Regions from separate parts of the Homo sapiens genome. Here region 1 is linked to region 2. The links are chromatin contacts, found by Hi-C or POLR2A ChIA-PET in ENCODE. All regions are on one chromosome and are shown on one strand. Each heading gives the region's core, a stretch centred on a gene start or an enhancer-like site at or near the end of the contact. The rest is flanking DNA. Distances are from core to core; before and after follow the strand shown. Region 1 holds the start of TTN-AS1 (TTN antisense RNA 1). Region 2 holds the start of HNRNPA3 (heterogeneous nuclear ribonucleoprotein A3).

Region 1 (7,214 bases), core at 1,942-4,441, 1.3 Mb before region 2:
TACGCTGTCTCTGACATAAGGAGTGCCTGAATAGCTTGGAAAAGTAACATCTCCTGGCCATCCCTTCATTTAACCAAGCTATTCAAGTATTCCTATGCCAGAGCAGTGCCAACTCTTGGAGGTCCCAGAGTGCAGCCAATGCCTTTGTGTGGTAGTTCTAAATTTTAATTGCACCTGAAAAACCTGGGCACCTAAGCAATGAGCCACAGCAAAAAGTAAAGAACAACAACAAAATAAAGCTGTTGTTAAATTTTAAACAATATTACTAATTGCCCAAAATGTCAATTTGATGTAGTTCTTTTCATGCAAGTATAAATTCAATTGTTAGTTATAATTGTTGGACCTCCTTGAGATAGTAACAACAAAATAAAGCAAGCTATCTGCACCTCAAAATGTGTGGCTGGTTGTTTTCTGTGAAATTCTGGGGTGGGGAAGTATGCATCTTCGTGTATCACAAAAACGATCATAGATAGATAAGGCAACTCAAGTTCAAAACAGCCCATGCTGATCTAATTAAACTAAAGAGCTTCTGCACAGCAAAAGAAACTACCATCAGAATGAACAGGCAACCCACAGAATGGGAGAAAATTTTTGCAATCTACTCATCTGACAAAGGGCTAATATCCAGAATCTACAATGAACTCAAACAAACGTGTAAGAAAAAAACAACCCCATCAACAAGTGGGCAAAGGATACAAACAGACACTTCTCAAAAAAAGACATTTATGCAGCCAAAATACACAAGAAAAAATGCTCATCATCACTGGCCATCAGAGAAATGCAAATCAAAACCACAATGAGATACCATCTCACACCAGTTAGAATGGCAATCATTAAAAAGTCAGGAAACAACAGGTGCTGGAGAAGATGTGGAGAAATAGGAACACTTTTACACTGTTGGTGGGACTGTAAACTAGTTCAACCATTGTGGAAGTCAGTGTGGAGATTCCTCAAGGATCTAGAACTAGAAATACCATTTGACCCAGCCATCCCATTACTGGGTATATACCCAAAGGACTATAAATCATGCTGCTATAAACACACATGCACACGTATGTTTATTGCAGCTCTATTCACAATAGCAAAGACTTGGAACCAACCCAAATGTCCAACAATGATAGACTGGATTAAGAAAGTGTGGCACATGTACACCATGGAATACTATGCAGCCATAAAAAATGATGAGTTCATGTCCTTTGTAAGGACATGGATGAAATTGGAAATCATCATTCGCAGTAAACTATCGCAAGAACAAAAAACCAAACACCGCATATTCTCACTCATAGGTGGGAACTGAACAATGAGAACACATGGACACAGGAAGGGGAACATCACACTCTGGGGACTGTTGTGGGGTTGGGGGAGGCGGGAGGGATAGCATTAGGAGATATACCTAATGCTAAATGACGAGTTAATGGGTGCAGCACACCAGCATGGCACATGTATACATATGTAACTAACTTGCACATTGTGCACATGTACCCTAAAACTTAAAGTATAATAATAATAAAATAAAAAATAAAAAAAAACAGCCCATGCTAATAAGTTCTTTTAAGCAAATGTTTAAATTATCGTTAGATGTATTCAGCAATTTTGTTTAAAAAGCCTAGATATAGTTCTCATGGATATATTTATCCCCAAAAGTTTATCTTCTAAATATATCAAGAAAAATATTTTTAGGAGAGCTGATTCAACTCGGAATCAGCTGTGATTCAATATCTTTGATGGATTTTGAACATCTACAATTCACAATCTTTTGTGCTAAACACCACAGGGAACAATACAAAGATGATTAACACGGTATAGATACTGTCCCTCAAAGAGCATAGTGAACGGAAAAGGACAACTTCAGGGAAAATGATCAGTTGTGAATCTGAGTCCATATTGGCTACTGCAGCTCCAAATTGAGACAGAACAAATAAAGGACCTCAGAACTAAAGAACTATTTTATTCCCAAGTCTAGATCAGTTGTTTTAAAAGCATGGTAGAATGACAGTATATGGAAGACTGACACTATTTTAAATAGTGTCATTCTACTATGCTTTTTAAACAACTGATCTAGACTTGGTAATAAAATAATGCCAAAAATATCTGTATTTGTCCACTTCAATTTGTTAATCATAATTATAAGCCTATGATGTTATTTGCCTAAATTCACCTCCTTAATGTAGGTACAGGTGACCAAAGCTGAAGCAAATGTACTGTCAGTTTTCATTCTCCAGAGAAAAATCCTGGGTCTTCATTAATTTATTCAGCAAGTTTTCCGTCTTAAGTCAGATTCCCTAAAAGCAGAGCCTGAGACGGGGATTCTTGTCTCAGAAATTCTTTGAGGGATTATTACTCTCAGGGAAAAAGGGAATGGGGCAGCCAGCAGATAGGGCAGAGGAAGCAAGCTGAGCACGAATGTGGTCTCAGCAGAAGCCTCAGCCAGATCTCACAGGGAGCTTCAATCGTACCACAGAGTTGGTTCCATCTAGGAGCAAGGGGGCTGACATTTTGTACCCCCTTACCAACCAGTCAATGGCTACAGGCTATAAGCTGAGGGGCTGAGGAGGGATGGAAGAGGGAAATAAACCTTCCCAAGTGAAGAGGGGTGCCTGTTGGCCAGGACAATTCTCCGTGGACTAACGCAGCCAAACAGTGAACAATCGAGAAATCGATGGAAGAATACACATTTCCTGGGCATCTAAGTGATGCCAACAGAACCCACTACATCATCTTACAATGTTAAATGCCTATTCTTACCTTAAAATGAGAGGCAGGACTGGCTAGGTGATGCCTAAGGATGATTCCCAGCCTTGACATGCTGGTATTCTCACATATCCTATCCGTGGCTGATATAGTCTGTGCGGATGAAAATTCCAAAACCGAAGACAGGATTTCGCACTTGCTAAAGTTGGAGCTCCCAGGCGCTGAGATCCAATTTGGGCCTGGGAGAGTGGGGAGGGAGAGCAATCTGCCCAGTGAAGGAGAGCTGCGCTAAAGGCAAGGTTTTACTTCTTTTTATCCCTTAGCGAAAAGCCCACTGCCTCTGAAAGTAGCACGGTGTGGCCACACGGACACATGGGGGAAGTCAGTCAGAGGCGCTCCAACAGAACGGCCAGAAGCCCCTTTCCTGGCTTACCAGGCAGCCTCCTTCCCCTAACTCCTCCAGAAACAGCGCTCCTCTGAAGACGCGGGGGGAGGGTCTTCCGGCCCCACACCCCACCTTCCGCAACGCCAGGAGTGGTTCCTCAGCATTATGGCGTCATTTCCGAGTCAGACCCGCTCTTCTCTCCCCATGTCAACAGAGGGCGACAGGGAGCACCAAGCCGAGGCGTGCTTTTTGGTTCCAATCTACGCCCTCCACAAAACCCATGAGCAAGCTTCACTGTCATCCTGCCCCTTTTTTTTATTCACGTCTATTTTATAAACCCCACACCCTGGCTACATGATCAGCCGAATCATGTTGCAATTACATGTCTGCATTCAAAACCCTGAGGGCCCCGCTCAAATCTAGGAACTGCTGTTTACTAACTTACTTCACCTGGGGCAGGTTACCCAACTTCTCCATTCTTTGACATTCTCGTCCATAAAATGAGAATAACAGCAGCAACCTCACAGTATTATTGTGACGATTAGACAAGTTACTACTTGTAAAACTCAGAACAGCGCTTAGCAGAGCACCCAATAAATACCAGCAATCATTATTCTGTTAGGGACCACAGTACAGAATATTGAAGCTAGGGACTAGAGAAGCAGCACTTTAGAGGGGACCTAGCCTAGGTCTCACTGGTACTCATTAGATGTACGGCAGGCCACCTTTATTCTTGGGCAACCTGTCCCAAGATCCCCCAGTGGAATCCTGAAACTGTGGATAGTACTGAATCCTACAAATACTATGATTTTTCCTTTTTTTTTTTTTTTTTTTTTTTTGAGACGGAGTCTCACTCGTCACCCAGGCTGGAGTGCAGTGGCGCAATCTCGGCTCACTGCAAGCTCCGCCTCCCGGGTTCACGCCATTCTCTGGCCTCAGCCTCCCAAGTAGCTGGGACTACAGGCGCCTGCCACCACGCCAGGCTAATTTTTTGTTTTTAGTAGAGACAGAGTTTCACCTTGTTAGCCAGGATGGTCTGGATCTCCTGACCTCGTGATCTGCCCACCTCGGCCTCCCAAAGTGTTGGGATTACAGGCGTGAGCCACCACGCCTGGCCATGATTTTTCTTATACGTACATGCTGATACGGTTTGGCTGTGTCCTCACTCAAATCTCATCTTGAATTGTAGCTCGCATAATTTCCACCTTGTGAGAGGGACCTGGTAGGAGATAATTGAATCATGGGAGCCGTTTCCCCCATACTGTTATCATGGTAGTGAATAAGTCTTACAAGATCTGACGGTTTTATAAGGGGAAACCCCTTTTGTTTGGTTCTCATTTCTCTCTTCCCTGACACCACGTAAGATGTGACTTGCTCCTCCTTGCCTTCGCCATGATTGTGAGGCCTTCCCAGCCACGTGGAACTGTGAGTCAATTAAACCTCTTTTCTTTATAAATGACACAGTCTCAGGTATGTCTTTATCAGCAGCGTGAAAATGGACTAATACGCATACCTATGAAAAAGTTTAATTTATAAATTAGGCAAATTAGGCACAGTAAGAGATTAACAACAATAATAGAATATAACAATGTACTATAATAAAAGTTTTATGAATGTGATCTCTCTGTCTCTATATATCTTATTGTACTGTACTATGGGTAACAGAAACAGCAGAAAGTGAAACCACAGATCAGAGGGGACTAGTGTATTCATTTTCTAGCACTGCTGGAACAAAGTACCATAAATCGAGTGGCAGACACAACAGAAATGTATTGTCTCGCAGCTCTGGAGGTTGGAAGTCCAAAATCAGGGTGTTGGCAGGGTTGGTTCCTTCTGAGAACTCTGAGGGAAGAATCTCTCCTAAGCCTCTCTCCTTTTCTGTAGATGGCTATTTTCATGTTCACACGACATTTTTCCTGCATGTCTGTGTCCAAATTTCTCCATTTTAGGATACCAGTCATACTACTGAGGCTCATCCTAGTTACTCCACTTCAACTTAATTACCTCTATAAAGCCTATCACCAAATAAGTTCGCATCCTGAGGTACTTGAGGTTATGAGTCCAACATCTCTTAGGGAGGGACATAATCCAACCTGTCACCCTAGATGTGGCGGACATGGAACAGCACCTCTTTATAGTAAGTGTTCTGAGGGAATTTCTGAAAAGACAGATTTTTTCTCTATCCAATAGTAGCTGATTATGTAGATGAACCATAGAGGTTGTTAAACCAGAAACGATGAACCATAGAGGTTGTTAAACCAGAAACAGCCCATAAAATAACAGGTTAAATTGATATCTCCATGGTGACTGATTCAAGAAGATTGTTTTATGATCGTGCTCCAGAAAGAAAAAGTAATTTTCAGTTTTGTTTACTCTGCCCCAAACGTAATTTTGAGAAATTCAGGTAGAGAAAGTCATTTCCTTGTAATAGGAGAAAATAGTGACTGCTACTTAAGTAGGACTTTTGAAAATAGACTGGCCCATGGGTTTTTATTCTAAGGTTATAAAATATGAAAACTTGCCTTTATGCATTTTGGTACCTCTGGGTCAATGTTTCCCAAACTCTGCTCTTCAAGATGTTGTGGAAAAACTGTTCCACAGCCTAATAAACTTAGAATTTGGGTAATTTTTCTTCTCTATACAGGATTTCTCAGTCTTTTATGAGCTATGAATTATGTTTCCAGGAGGTGACACAGTGTTCCCCAAATTTATTTGAAGACAGAATTTGCTTTTCATTGGTGCTATGCATAATGCAGGTTGAGACAGGCTATATGAGGTGGAAACACTGAAGATGTGGAAAGGAATAGATCTTGGTTGAAGAGGCAACTGAATATCCTCTAAGAAATGAAGTTAAGTGCTATGATCAAAGAAATCTGGAGTGTTTGGGAGCACATTGCTGAGGCATCTTATCCAGTCAGAGAAAGGGGCAAACAGGCAAAAGCTGCAACCTAAAATATGGGATAAGAAGGGGCAGGCCTCACTTTCCAGGCAGAGGACCTTTGCACCTGCAGAGACCTAGGGGCAAAGGATGGCACAATACATCCAAAAAAGTTTAAAGAAAATTTTTTTTAAATTTAGTAGAAAAAAGATTATAGTGGAACAACCTTTGAAGGGCTGGGTGCAAGAGGCAAGGCCACCTTGCAGAAGGCCTCATATACCATATAATAGAGTTTGGGCTTTTCCCTAAGAGGTAAGGGAATCACTAAAGAGATTTAAGTCAACTAGAGACTTGATAAAATTTTATTTTTACCAAGTCTTTAGCTGTTCTGAGAAAGCTATGACATTTGTTTGCTTTCTACATCAAAGAGCTTATTTCCGCCTATAGAATTCCACTCACAGGAAGACTTCACCTACCACCAAATTTCTAACCCATGATGTCCCTTTTAATTATAGCCCTGGGAGGTTATAGGCAATCGTGGAAAGGTCTTTCCTAAGATTTTCATGGGACTTGGGGGTGCATGTCAATGAAGCCAATCTGTTAGACTTCCCAGGCATAGGAAAAGTGGCAGCAAGGGATGGATATAGGAGGACACCTTACTGCCCAAAACCTTTTAAGTGACAAAGGCCACTGCTATGGCATTGGCAGTGAAGAGGTAGAAGAGTCCTGCCCAGCAAACCAAGTTCCGCTGAGGATGCCGTGTCAAGAATACAGCCGATGGAGATGATACCCATTCACTCCTGCTCTATTTTAAGAAGAGATGGAAAGCAGGTAAGAGGAATGGGCAGCTATGCCAATGCTTCTCAATCTTGTAAGAATTCTCTGCAAAAGATAGTGTGGCCTAAAGGTCGGGATTCCAAACATGAAACTCATGCTTATCCTGAGATTGTTAGTGATCCACAAGGTTCCCTGAGACTGTGTCTATGTATATTTTTTAGGTTTCATTTACAAAGATGCCAGTGGCTTTAAAAGTTTAAGAAATGCTGTCCTACATGTGTCTACGAGGCAGCAGACTAGATAGATAGGATTTGTGAAAATAGATTGGCCCGTGGGTTTTTATTTGAAATTATAAAAAGTGAGAGTTTGGTTTTGTGCTTTTTGGTATCTCTGGGTCAGTATTTCCCCAACTCTGTTCCTTGGGATGTCTAAGCCACCTGAGAAATACCTACACATAGTTCCCCCTAAAAAGAGGCAGTGATG
Region 2 (7,276 bases), core at 1,391-3,890:
GTGACAGTTAACACTTTGTCCAGTTAAAACTTTGACCAGACACCGGCGCGATGTCTCATGCCTGTAATCCCAACACTTTGGGAGGCCGAGGCAGATGGATTACCTGAGGTCAGGAGTTCGAGACCAGCCTGGCCAACACGGCGAAACCCCATCTCTACTAAAAACACAAAAATTAGCTGGGCGTGGTGGCGGGCGTCTGTAATCCCAGCTACTCGAGAAAGGAAAATCGCTTAAACCCAGGAGGCGGAGGTTGCGGTGAGCCAAGATCATGTCATTACACTCCAGCCTGGGCCATAGGAGCGAAAACTCCGTCTCAAAAAAACAAAACAACAAAAACTTTGACCAGAAATAAGACTTCAACTGTTAAAGGGGCTAACTTATGTCAAGGAAACCTATAACCAGCCTTTCAAATGCCAGCATCACTTCAACTAAATTGAAATCCAAGACAATTCCAGAATCAAAAAATCGCTTCATTTTTTAAAAGCTACAACTGTCTGAGAACCTTTACTTTAGAAGTTGCTAGTAAGTCATTTTCTAAGGCACTAAACTGTTGGAGAAGCAGTGTTGCATCTATCCCATTTCAACTCTTCTCAGTCTACAACCCAACATGCATTTAATTTTTTTGTTTGTTTTGTTTTTGAGACTGAGTCTCGCTCTGTCGCCCAGGCTAGAGTGCAGTGGCGCGATCTCGGCTCACTGCAACCTCCGCCTCCCGGGTTCACGCCATTTTCCTGCCTCAGCCTCCCGAGTAGCTGGGACTACGGGCGCCCGCCACCGCGCCCAGCTAACTTTTTGTATTTTTAGTAGAGACGGGGTTTCACCGTGTTAGCCAGAATGGTCTCGATCTCCTGACCTCGTGATCCGCCCGCCTCGGCCTCCCAAAGTGCTAGAATTACAGGCGTGAGCCACAGCGCCCGGCCCATACATTTAAACTCAAAACTGTGATGAAGAACAATCTAAAAGTTCTGAATGTCAAACTTACAGAAACTCACTGCTTTCAAGCAAATTAATTTAAAACAGGCATTCCTAAGCCAAACCAGCATTTCCCAAAAAAACTGAGGAAAAAAAAAAGCCGATCAAATAGCTTTCTATAACCCATGTTTGTTATATGCTGCAAAAATCTGCAATTTACAACTCAATTTTAAGAGTCACAACTAACTGGCAAGTTGGACTTACATTAGGAATGGTATGTATTGTCTGACTATAAGAACGGAGTACAGCAAAACAAAAATTGAGATTTTTAAGAATTAAGATGTCTTGAAATTGTTTTATACTTTAGTCAAGACTTTTTAACACATTGCATGAACTGTCATTTAATGCATGCATTAAGGTTTCCTTCACCCGAAGTTCTTAAATAAGGGGCTCACATTTACATTCTAATGTCTTCCTGTGTCTCCTAGAGGTAGAGATGTTAAACCGTTTAATGTGAAGAGATTGTCACATGCTAGAAAAAAACGTTAATAGCCTAAAGCATTAATTCATGTAATCTCATCTTTTCAAGTCTTGGATAAATGTATTCGATTGACAATAACGAAATCGACAAAAATATTTAGGATCCACATTAAATGTACTGCAAAAACGTGAAAATTTCAACTCTGGTTGCAGTCCTCTAAATAAAATTCCAGGAAACTACAACCAGAGCCGACTCAAAGAATGGGAAAACATGAAGATAAAAAACATTTCTAAATTCTTCCTTAACATACTATACTCAAATTCTTCTCCACCCACCCTCCTCAGCGGCCGGAGCCGGGAAGGAGCTGGCTGGGTTGTTTTTCACATCTACACTCAAATTCTCAAAAATTAAGTCCTTCGCCCACATGGCGGTTTAAGAAGTGTAATGTAAGTACTTTAGCAAAAATATATCAGGAAGTATTTTAAAGCAGCAAAGTTTTTAACAATCTCGTATTTCCAACAGGATGCTGCGAAAAAAAGAAAAGGCCAATTATCGACTTCTCGCGGAGAGGACCCGTAAAAGGCCTAGAAAAGCGTCGGCAGAACTTCAGCGAAAGCACTACCTCCCCATGCTTCGAGGCCATTTGCGGCTTTTTCTGCCGGGCCGCCTCCGCCCTCTTCCCTCCAATCCCAGGCTCGCTTTCCCGGCGGCAGAGCGAGGCGGCGGCCATTGCGGGCCAATGCGCCATTTCGTAACGCGGCGGCGGATCAATGTCAATGTGGCCGCCGCCCGCTTGCTCGCTCGCCCGGATGTGCCTGCTCGTCCCCTCCCCTCCCCCACCACCTCCTCCCAACCGCTCCCGCCGGGGCCCGCCATGCCGCCCTCGGCCTCGCTTCGGAGGCCGCGCAGCCGGCAGGCCGGCTTCCCTCCCGAGGCCTCCCCGACCAAGCCGCGCCTCCAAGGGGCCGCCTGTGCAGCCGAAGGTGAAGGCGAGGCGGGCGAGGGGCCCCAAGGAGGTCTCCAACTCTCGCTCCCCTCCCCCTCCCACAGCCTGTCTCAACGCAAGAGCGCGGGACGGCCGACCCGGTCCACCCGGCCTCCCCGCTCCCACCGAACCAGGCCCCCAACGCCGGCCATTCCCCACCAACCCCCCGCTCTCCCCCTAATACCTCCTCCCCCCGGCGGCGACGGCGACGGCCGGAGTCGGGCTGGGGGCGACCGGGCGGCGGTTTTACCTCCATTTTGAGACCGGACTCGCCTCTTCCAACTCGAGTTCAATATGGGACCGAGAGGAAGAGGCGGGGCCAGTCGTCACGTGACGCGTTTTCCGCGCGCCGCCAGTCTGTTGGGGGAGGAGCGAATTGGGAAGGGGGCGGAGCCAAGCGGGCGCGAAGAGGGACTGGACCAGCGGGTTGGCGGGCGGAGGGCGGAGGCGCGGCGTGCCGCGGGAGCGCGCGCGCCTCGCCAGCTTTCAGGGGAAGAGGGCCTTTGCCGCCGTTCGCGTCAGGGCGAGTTCCGGGACGTCAGTGCGGTCTCCGCCAATGGTGAGCGTCCACGTAGAGGGAACGCCTTGTGATCGCGCGTCACCAGAGAGAAAGGCCTTTCCCTTTCTTCTCGCGCTTGTCCCTCATTCCCCACGCAGGCCTCTAGTTCTCCATTTCAGAATTCATTCTATTCCTGTGCCCGAAATAAAACCCACGTTTTTCTTGCTTGTAATTTAAAGGTTGCAAGAAAAACTCCTCGGCCCCTCGGACCATCTTTCCTGTTTCCAAATGCCGGGGACCAGTGTCTGTGACTGCGCCGCCTGCCTGAGGGCATGTACTGAAAAGCCCTGCGACTCCAACATGTGGGACTCACAAGCACCTTGGACAGGCCTCAAAACGCGGCTGACATACAGAATTTTTACCATTAACGACCTGAGGCAGGACTGGTGGAGGTCAGTTCATTAGTTACTGATCTCAAGAAACAAGTCAGGACTATTTTCTAATGTGCTTCTTTCAAGTTAGTGTGGAAAGAGCTGATGCATCTGTTGTAGCTGACGGAATTTAAGGAACTGAATAATTGACAAGATTTCCAGAAAAGCAGGGTCGCCAGATAATGCTACCTGTTTGCGAATGATTGTTACCGTAATGCTCTAGAGAGCTAATCCTTTCTCGGCCTAGTCAGATGATTTTAAATCATTTGATTTTACAGAGCTTTAGTTTCAGTTTTTTAAATGAAAATGGGGATGGGATTAGGTCATCTTCTAACACCCACGACAGCCATAAATTGATAATCTATGGATCCATATTTAAAGTTACTGATAAAAATAACCACAATTGACCAGCCTCCCTTCCCTGTTAGGAAATGCTTTATATTTTAATTTAGCAACCCATGTGACCAACCCTTTTAGAATTGAACTGGCTCTCCCTAGGAAAGGTTAGAAATCTAATCAGTTATAGTAAGTTTCTGTTAACAAATGGGGAGTGGTCGACTTGGAGTTTGGAAAAGGGGAGCGTAAAGTCTAAAAGTTTGTTAATTTATCTAGCCGTTGCTCCAGGAGGACCTGTGTTATAGTTTGGAAACATTTACAAAGGGTATTTTTGTGGGGCAGAAAACAGTTAGCAGTCCTTAATGTAATTTGGTTGAAATAACCGTTCAAACCAGACTCCTCCTGTTGCTTTGATTCCTTTTTCGCAAACTTTCTTATGTTCTACGTATCCAGGTGCTCCTGATGGCCAGCAATAGACTTGAGACATTGGAAGAATGTATAGCCTTAGCGTCTATTTAGTGTTAAGATTTTGTAAGTCTAATTACTGTGAAATAGTCCTGGTAACTTTATCGATTCTGGATACAAAGAAAAATGCAAAGTGAAAGACCTTTGGAAATTGCTATTCACACCAGAGTACTCTATGAGACATTACATAGGTGATCAAGAAGAGTGATCACCTGGCTGCACTTTAGGGTATGTTTGTCCAGGTTTTTCTAATAAGTTAATTCTAATCAATAACTTTTGTTCTAATTAGTAACTTTTGTATAAATGTTAATGTTAAATCGCGAAACAATGTGGGATGGGATACTAAGTTCTCTCCAGGAACATGAAATGTCAGCCCATTTATTCACATCTTTTTGTCCTCCCTATTGTATTGGTCCAGATTTGTTGTTCATCCTGACTGTATGCTGTTTTTAGACATTAGTTATTTTTTATGCTTTTGTCTAAACAAGCTCTGGCCGGGCGCCATGGCTCACACCTGTAATCCCAGGCCTTTGGGAGGCCGAGGTAGGCAGGTCACCTGAGGTGGAGAGTTTGAGACCAGCTTGACCAACACGGTTAAACCCTGTCTCTACTTTTAAAAAAAATACAAAAATTAGCCGGGCATGGAGGCACACGTCAGTAATCCCAGCTGCTTGGGAGGCTGTGGCACGAGAATCACTTGAACTCAAGAGGCGGAGGTTGCAGTGAGCTGAAATTGCCCCACTGCACTCCAGTCTGGGTGACAGAGCGAGATTCCGCCTCAAAAAAAAAAAAAAAAAAAAAAAAGGCCGGGCGCGGTGGCTCACGCCTGTAATCCCAGCACTTTGGGAGGCCGAGGCGGGCGGATCACGAGGTCAGGAGATCGAGACCATCCTGGCTAACATGGTGAAACCCCGTCTCTACTAAGAATACAAAAAAAAAAAAAAATTAGCCGGGCGTGATGGCGGGCGCCTGTAGTCCCAGCTGCTGGGAAGGCTGAAGCAGGAGAATGGCGTGAACCCGGGAGGCGGAGCTTGCAGTGAGCCGAGATCACGCTGCTGGCTGGGCGCAGTGGTTCAAGCCTGTAATCCCAGTACTTTGGACGGCCAAGGCGGGCGGATCACCTGAGGTCAAGAGTTCGAGACCAGCCTGGCCAACATGGTGAAACCCTGTCTCTACTCAAAATACAAAATTGGTCGGGTGTGGTGGTGGGTGCCTGTAGTCCCAGCTACTCAGGAGGCTGAGGCTGGAGAATCGCTTGAACCTGGGAAGCGGAGGTTGCAGTGAGCTGAGATCGTGCCATTGCACTCCAGCCTGGGTGACAGAGCGAGACTCCATCTCAAAAAATAAATAAATAAATAAACTTAAGGTCCAGTTATGTCTCAGGTACAAAAACCACTTTTCCAGTCCTTGACCCTGTAGGGCACAGACTTGAACCTTGGCTATGGTCTGCACTTGCAGCCCTGACTCTTTGATATGAGAAAGGGAGTGTATGGGATGGGAGGAGGGAATGAGGGTCCTAGGGTGAGATGGGTGGCAGACAAACTTTATAATCTATATCAGGCCCTCTCCTTTATATCATGACATACAGAAAATAATCATTTTTGTACAGCATAGTAGGGTAAACTAGAAGATATTTGGAGGCATCTAAGTGGTGGTAATGTTTTAAGCATCTGATTTTGATAAAATACAAAGTATTAGGAATGATATTAAATATTGAATTTGCATAAAACTTTCAAATTAAAATTTTCCGTGTTTTTTAGTGATCAACTTGAACTTGTTCCTGTGAATACATTTTGATATTAGGTTTTATGGTTGAAGTGGCTTTATGCAGTTTCTGATCTAGACTTTTTTTTTCTTGAGACAGAGTCTCACTCTGTCACCCGGGCTAGAGTGCAGTGGCATGATCTCGGCTCACTGCAACCTACCACTCCTGGGTTCAAACAATTCTCATGCCTCAGCCACCCAAGTAGCTGGGATTACAGGCCCATGCTACCATGCCCGGCTAATTTTGTTTTTGTTTTTGTTTTGAGACAGAGTCTCTTGCTCTGTCGCCCACGCTGGAGTGCAGTGGCGTGATCTCTGCTCACTGCAACCCCTGCCTCCTGAGTTCAAGCTATTCTCCTGCCTTAGCCTCTCAAGTAGTAAGGACTACAGGCGTGCATCACCACGCCTGGCTAATTTTTGTATTTTTAGTGGAGACAGGGTTTCACCATGTTGGCTGGGTTAGTCTGGAATTCCTGATCTTAAGAGATCCGCCCGCCTTGGCCTCCCAAGGTGCTGGGATTATAGGCGTGAGCCACTGTGCCTGGCTGGAAGAAGGTAACTCATTTTGTTTGTTTTTGAGACAGAGTCTCGCTCTGTCACCAGGCTGGAGTGCAGTGGCACAATCTCGGCTCACTGCAACCTCCGCCTCCCGGGTTCAAGTGATTCTCCTGCCTTAGCCTCTCAAGTAGCTGGGACTACAGGCGCTCACCACCACACCTGGCTAATTTTTTGTATTTTTAGTAGAGACGGGGTTTCACCACGTCAGCCAGGATGGTCTCCATCTCTTGACCTTGTGATCCACCCGCCTCGGCCTCCCAAAGTGCTGGGATTACAGGCATGAGGGAAGAAGGTAACCCTTAAAAGGGAGGAATTGTAATAAACTATAAGCTTTGTTATGTGCCATTATATTCAGAATATACCAAAGCTTTATTTTCTAAAATCTTGATTTTTAAATAAGGAGTTTATAAAGTAAAACACACACAAAAAGTCTTTCCCCACAAAATCCTATTACATAGATTTGACCATGATCAACAACTTATTACATATCCTCTCACATTTTCTTGTTGGCCTAATCAATGCTTATATATATGAAACAAACATATTTGTTTTATTTTTACCAATGTATGTCTAACTATCCAGATTGATTTGAAATTTCCTTTCTCTTCCACTTAACAAAGTTATTTACCAAACTCTTACTATGTGCCAGGCAATGCTAGGTGCTGGAAATTCATCATAGTCACTCACATTATTGAATACTACTGTATACCTTGTAATGGGCCACGTACATTATGTTCCTGATTTCATTCCCTTAATAAACTTAGGAGGGTAAATTCTCCCTAATCTGGGATGTAGGAAAGTTGAATACATTGACTAAAATTATATAGGCCCTGCAAGTAAAGTGC

Evidence for each region. A loop is a pair of places that touch in the nucleus more often than their neighbours do. ChIA-PET counts read pairs that join two places held with the same protein, here RNA polymerase II (POLR2A). Pooled maps may share reads with other maps.
Region 1: a loop to region 2 is called in a pooled map, with 10 times the contacts of the local background. The contact joins the promoter of TTN-AS1 here to the promoter of HNRNPA3 in region 2. A Hi-C loop is called at or near these places in 7 of 50 pooled maps. POLR2A ChIA-PET finds 5 or more read pairs at or near these places in 2 of 52 experiments (K562 and WTC11).

The regions. Positions count from the first base shown.
Region 1 is chr2:178,519,168-178,526,381 of GRCh38, reverse strand. It overlaps TTN-AS1 (TTN antisense RNA 1), which reads right to left and starts at 3,191. Exons shown (of 7, transcript NR_038271.1): 1 at 2,746-3,191. It overlaps TTN (titin), which reads left to right. Exons shown (of 363, transcript NM_001267550.2): 363 at 1-393. RefSeq lists enhancers at 3,164-3,313, 2,990-3,502.
Region 2 is chr2:177,208,158-177,215,433 of GRCh38, reverse strand. HNRNPA3 (heterogeneous nuclear ribonucleoprotein A3) reads right to left here and starts at 2,640. Exons shown (of 11, transcript NM_194247.4): 1 at 2,563-2,640. The coding sequence starts at 2,634. It overlaps MIR4444-1 (microRNA 4444-1), which reads right to left and starts at 2,708; the gene lies at 2,635-2,708. It overlaps LOC105373759 (a long non-coding RNA gene), which reads left to right and starts at 3,023. Exons shown (of 1, transcript NR_157853.1): 1 at 3,023-4,039. RefSeq lists silencers at 738-807, 2,213-3,002 and an enhancer at 2,002-2,673.